Regions from separate parts of the Homo sapiens genome. Here region 1 is linked to region 2. A link is a loop called in an ENCODE intact Hi-C map of the cell type or tissue named here. Cell type or tissue: heart left ventricle. All regions are shown on one strand. Each heading gives the region's core, and the rest is flanking DNA. Links, peaks and the distances in the headings are about the cores only. Region 1 overlaps RBM20 (RNA binding motif protein 20). Region 2 has its middle 34 kb from the start of RBM20.

What was found. A loop is a pair of places that touch in the nucleus more often than their neighbours do. Peaks named below come from ENCODE experiments on the same cell type or tissue, not always from the same donor. Only the 100,000 strongest peaks of a DNase experiment are listed, where the experiment ranks them.
Region 1: it touches region 2 in a loop (2.3-fold over the local background); 5 of 110 quality-filtered maps call a loop at or near these places.

The regions. Positions count from the first base shown.
Region 1 is chr10:110,802,386-110,805,299 of GRCh38, forward strand. The region is part of intron 7 of RBM20 (RNA binding motif protein 20); the gene reads left to right. Among named protein-coding and RNA genes, the nearest start is that of PDCD4-AS1, 67 kb to the right of the region's middle. In heart left ventricle, for the core only: a CTCF peak has its summit at 1,634 (motif pointing right); a DNase peak (open chromatin) is centred at 376; H3K27ac peaks cover 1,120 bases.
Region 2 is chr10:110,609,066-110,611,979 of GRCh38, forward strand. No RefSeq gene overlaps it. Among named protein-coding and RNA genes, the nearest start is that of RBM20, 34 kb to the right of the region's middle. RefSeq lists an enhancer at 2,192-2,914. In heart left ventricle, for the core only: CTCF peaks have their summits at 735, 1,411 (motif pointing right) and 1,612; no DNase peak of the experiment used is centred there; H3K27ac peaks cover 738 bases.

The DNA of each region.
Region 1 (2,914 bases), core at 177-2,676, 190 kb after region 2:
TTTTTTTTTTTTTTTTCCTAATAAAAGTATATTGCTTCTTTCAGACAAGTAAGCATCCCACCCCATTCTATATCCAACCAAAGTTCCTGGTCTCCTGGATTCTTCCCTGGGGGCTGGAATTGAATTTCTACACTAAGTTCCCAGTAGAGCTTTGGTCTCCAAATGAGATGTTGTCATAAGTTTCTAATTAGGATTAACGGCAGTAATTGGCTTCTTAAATTAAAGTACCAAAGCATAGCAATACCTTCCTGAGGGAGATAGTTTGGGGTGGTGCAAAAAACATGGGTTAAAGAGGTCAGATGGTCGAGTTTTGCTTTCAGCAAATGTGCACTGAGTGCTCACCGTGGGTGGAACTGGGCCAGGTGCCATGGAGGGAGAAGTAGCAAGCTGGCGAGGAGCTCAGTCTGGTGGGAGAAAAAGCAAATAAACAAAGAACCACTGACAACCATGTGACCTATCCTAGATTGGAAGATGGTGATGTCAGCCTGGGCTCTACCGCTTCCTGCTTTAGTGAGCTTAGAAAAGTTGCTTAACCTCTGTGAACCTCAGTTTACAGATCAGGAAAGGACTATACTTTGAGTTATTTGGCTTTAAGTATTTTTTTTCATACATTATCTTTTCAGTCTCGTAATCACTGTACCCTGTGAAGTGTGTAGGGTGTATAATAGCAGTAATTATAAGAGTACAACAATAACAATAATGTATACCTTTAATTGAGTCCCGGTACTCTGGGGCAAAGAAGTTTACATACATTATTTAATCCTGACATCAGTCCTGTTAGACAGGTATTATTATCTCAGTTTTACAGATGAGGAATCTGAAGCTAATAGAAATTCAGGAACTTGCCCAGGATTGTACTTAGCTACTGGAAGAGCTATGATTAAAACTTAGTGCTGTTTTGGTTTTGCACTAAAGCTGCATTGTTATAGTGTGTTATCATGATCTCTGTTGTCTATGTGAAAAAAACCTGAGAAATCAGGTAATTTGCTTATAGTCACCCAGCCAAGAAGCCGCAGAGATAGTATTCTAACAGAGCTTCTCAAGCTTCAGTGTGCATACAGATCACTTGGTGATGTTGTGAAAACTCACTTTGATTCAGCATATCTAGGGTAGTGCTGTTATTGCGTATTTCTAACGAGGTCCCAGGAGATGCTGCTGCTGGTGGTCCTCGGAGAACACTTTGAATAGAAAGGGCGCAGAACACATTATTTTCTGATCTTTAGCAGGGCTTTTCTGCTCCCCAAGCTGCCATATTCCCTCTTAAGGCATTGTGAAGGTCGCATGGAATAACAGATGTGAAAACAACTTAATGTATGTCTCAACTACATAGTAATGCATGCTTTATGGTCCCTATGTTGATATGAATCAGCTGCCACTCTGTCTGCACGTAACAGAAATTCATCTCCATTAAGCCTGTTGGCTTAAGCAAAAAAAAAAAAAAAAAAAAAAAAAAAGAATTTATGGATGCATGTAAATGAAACGTCCAGGAGTAGATCTGGCTGCAGGTGCGGCTGGATTCAGGACCCAGAGACCCTCATTAGGACTTGGTTTCTCTCCACGCTGCCTTCTGCTCTTTTGGCTTTGTTTACTGGGGGCTCCCTGGGATGGGCCGTAGCAGCCCAGGCTCTCTCCTCTAGGTGGCATGATGGCTACAGTGACCTCAGCAGCTCTTTCTCCCCCTTCCCTTTCCTTCAACAAGAGAAAGCCAGAGTTTTTTCCTAGAAGCTCCCACAAAAGTCCTGAGACTTTTGAGAGAGAGTCGCTCTGACTGGACTAGCTTAGCACAGGTGCACATTCCTGAATTGATCTCTGGCCAGGGCTAGGCCATGCTGTGATTGGCTGGACCTGTGTCATCTGCTACATCCTCAGAGCTGGGACAGAGACCCACCTAGAGCTCTGGAGCAAGATGAGGGAGGAACAGCTGCTATCAGGAGGAGGGAGAGTGGCTACCGGGAAGGTAGAGGGCAAACACTGTATCCATGTGTGTCTCTGGGCCAAAGGGGCTGCATATGAGGTCCCACCAGGGTTTGCAGAGGTGGGGAGAAATTCTGATTGCTCTTTCTCCTCTAACTTTATCTTTTGCTCACCAGGTAAAGTATAGGGAGAGAAGGGAGAGATTTTAAGGTATTTTTCATTTCCTCTCTTGAATATTTCTTCATGCACATATCTTATCTCCCCATATACTTCCTGTGGCAAGGGAGTTCCTCAGCTTATTTGAGGCAGAACCTTTCACATGATAGATGTTTAATAAATATGCAAAATGAATAAGAAAGAGAAAATCTGAAGGAACAACAAAAAGTGAGTAGCCTTCTTCCTGCAGACCTGGACAAGATGATTGGAATATATTCTGGGTTGTTCTATGGAAACTTCGTCAATAAGTATGGAATCATAATCTCTCTGATGCAGAAGTGAACTTGGAATAATTTAAACCAGTGTCTCCCAGTCACTTCATCAGAGGGTCATCAGGGGATTTTTTGTGGGGGGAGTCCTCTTGCCCAGAGATTCTCTTCAATAGGCTTCGGGTGGGAATGAGACTCCCAGGTGCTTTTGAGGGCAGAGGGTCTGGTTTCAGAGCCATTGGTCTTGCCAGCCTCCTCGCTACAGAGAGGGCTTCTGGCCCTGGGAAGCAGTCTTGTGAATGGTCCATGGTGCTCTCAGTTGGGAAGATGATTGAGAGTCTTCTCTATGTGCTGATAGTTACAAAGCAATACAAGACATGGTTCTCAGTTGGGAAGAGTTCACTCTCCAACTGGGAGACAAATTATTCTTGTGCAAAATTACACAAGATTTAAACATGAGTGCATAAGTACAGGAGCTACCAGAAGTTCCATGGCAAAAGGCAGTGTGACTGAGGGGTGTGAAAAAGGGAAGAGATTCCTAAACAAGGCCTTGAAGAAGGGGAGAATTAGCTAAA
Region 2 (2,914 bases), core at 286-2,785:
AGGCCAAGGTGGGTGGATCACGAGGTTAGGAGATCCAGAGCATCCTGGCTAACACGGGGAAACCCTGTCTCTACTAAAAATACAAAAAATTAGCCGGGCCTGGTGGCGGGCGCCTGTAGTCCCAGGTACTCGGGAGGCTGAGGCAGGAGAATGGCGTGAACCCGGGAGGCAGAGCTTGCAGTGAGCTGAGATTGTGCCACTGCACTCCAGCCTGGGCGACTGAGCGAGACTCTATCTCAAAAAAATAAAGTGGCTTTCATATCTCCACTTTTTCTAAGTTAGGACTTTGAAGGATATATTTAGATCCAGAGATACAAAATTTTTTAGTTTAATACCTTAATTTTATAGACGAGGAAATCTGAAGCCCAGATTAGGTAAGTGACCCAAATGAATAAATGAGCACACACAGCTTAATAACCCACAGAGCCAGAACCAAGTCCTGGCTTTCCTTCGCAAGCAGGACAGACTCTAATACATTAGCTCTTTTTTTCTCCCAAGTTAACTATGAAAATGGGAGAGAGATAGTACAGTGTTGATTGATCCTCCACATGACACAGAGAAACAGATTTTAAGGGCACAATTCACCATCTCTGGTTTTCTTTGCCTTTTGCCTCCCCACTCCTCCTATTTTCTTTAGACTGCACTTATTTAGGTACACTCTGATCACTTATCTCAGTGTCTTAGGGGGACTGGATTACTCCTGGCTGCCAGTCTTCTGCATGAAAGATGCCAGCGTTGCTCCATAAATCTGCCACCATGTGGCACTCACTCTCCCCTTCCTAGACACAGAGTCTCCTGGGTGTAAGAGCCCTTGTGGCAGCCAGTAATTGCTCAGGGACATGAGGCAGCCTAGCGATTAGGTTTGCAAGAAGCACATGGATTTATTTCCTCTCTCAAGTCCTCACATTGGTTGGTATAACTCTATTATTGGAAAGAGACATTAAGGTTTGAATGTTATCTCATGGATACTTGTGTGTTCAGATCAGTGCCTGGAAAGTTGATTATCAAACATTAAAGTGTACAGTGATCACAAGTCCTGCTTTGGCTTTATAAATATACACCTAAAATTATTCAGTAATTAACAATGATGGCGGTAAAGGCTGGAAACATGGAACTACATATGGGTGGAAAAAACCCACCACCATAGAAAATTGAAGGACACGGGTTTAAGGCAAATCATTTGGGACTAAGTTAACAGAGGCAGTTAAGGTATAATGTACTAAAGGTCCCTGACACTTCTGAGGCAGAGGCCTTTGCTAGGAGAGGTCTTCAAACACAGGAATCTATCGTACCACTTCAGAATTAGAAATGATGGCTGCAAAGGTAGATAAGGCTGAGGCTTTCTTCATCATTGGGCTGCTGCTTTGTCTCCCAGTAATTACTTCACTTTTTTCCCAGAGCCACTAGAGGGGGCCCTTGACACATGCCAACCCCTCCATTTTTTCAGTCTAGTTTTTCAAACTCTAGTTTCTTAGAGTAGAGTTCCAGGAGCAATGAGATGGTCAAGGTGTGACATTCTTGAGATTTCTCTGTTGCAAGAGTTTGAGCTACGTGTTAACTGCAGCTCAGTAATTGGATGCTTTTAGCCAAGGTACCTAGTGCTTGCAACAGGTTGGATTGCTGCTTAGAAAGGTATGCAGCAGCTGTTTAATGGGATCTTGTTAACAAAATTTGCAGTCTGTATTAGGGTTCTCTAGAGGGACGGAATAGGATAGATGTATATATGAAGGGTAGTTTATTAAGGAGTATTGACTCACATGATCACAAGGTGAAGTCCCGCAATAGACTGTCTGCAAGCTGAGGAGCAAGGAAACCAGTCAGAGTCTCAAAACCTCAAAAGTAGGGAAGCCAACAGTGCAGCCTTCAGTCTGTGGCTGAAGACCTGAGAGCCCCCGGCAAACCACTGGTATAAGTCCAAGAGTTCAAAAGCTGAAGAGCTTGGAGTCCAATGTTAGAGGACAGGAGGCATCCAGCACGGGAGAAAGATGAAGACTGGAAGTCTCAGGAAGTCTGCTCTTTCCATCTGCCTGTTTTATTCTAGCTGCACTGGCAGCTGATTAGATGGTGCCCACCCAGATTGAAGGTGGGTCTGCCTCTCCTAATCCACTAACTCAAATGTTAATCTCCTTTGGCAACACCCTCACAAACACACCCAGCAACAATTCTTTGCATTCCTCAATTCAATCAATTTGACAATATCAGCCATCACAGTCCTTTCTTGCAGTAGCCCTACTTGTTTCTCCTCAGAGCAGTTTTTTCCTCTATACTTTCTCAATCTTCATATAAACCCAGAAGAGTTTGTTCTATTATAATTTTCCTCATTTGCTCTGTCTCTAACCTTGCATCCCTTAATTGAAACAGCTTCACCTATGTTGCTTTTCAGTTTATCATTTTTAAGTCATCTCCCCAACAAGACACTCCGAATCAGCGTCTCTTATGTTCTTTCACAGAGTGAAGGGAATACTTGCTTCTTTTCTTGTTAGAAATCTTATTAGAATCCCTGTAGCCTTGCGATTATGTGGCTGTTATGTGAGATTATTATGTGCTTTAGGATTGTTCCAGAAGTCCCATTTCCCTACTGCTTAAGAATAAAGGGTTCATCCCCATGGTGAGCAGGCATGTGGGAGCCCACACACAGCCCTGCCCCTGTACCTCAGCACAGGGGTCACACAGCAGGCTAAATCTCATCCTCTGAGATGCAACATCTGCCTTGACACTGATGGGAATGCTGGCATGACCGTGGAGCATGGCCTTGTGATGGACAGAGCTCATCTCATTTGTGAGATTCTGAGAAACCTCAAAAAAGAGAAACCACTGAAGCTGGTGCCAAACAGGTCTTCTCAGTGATCCTTGCCTTTTAGTTTTTCTTTTTCTTATGCACATGCTTCTAGGCAGGGGGTCTGTTCATCTAACT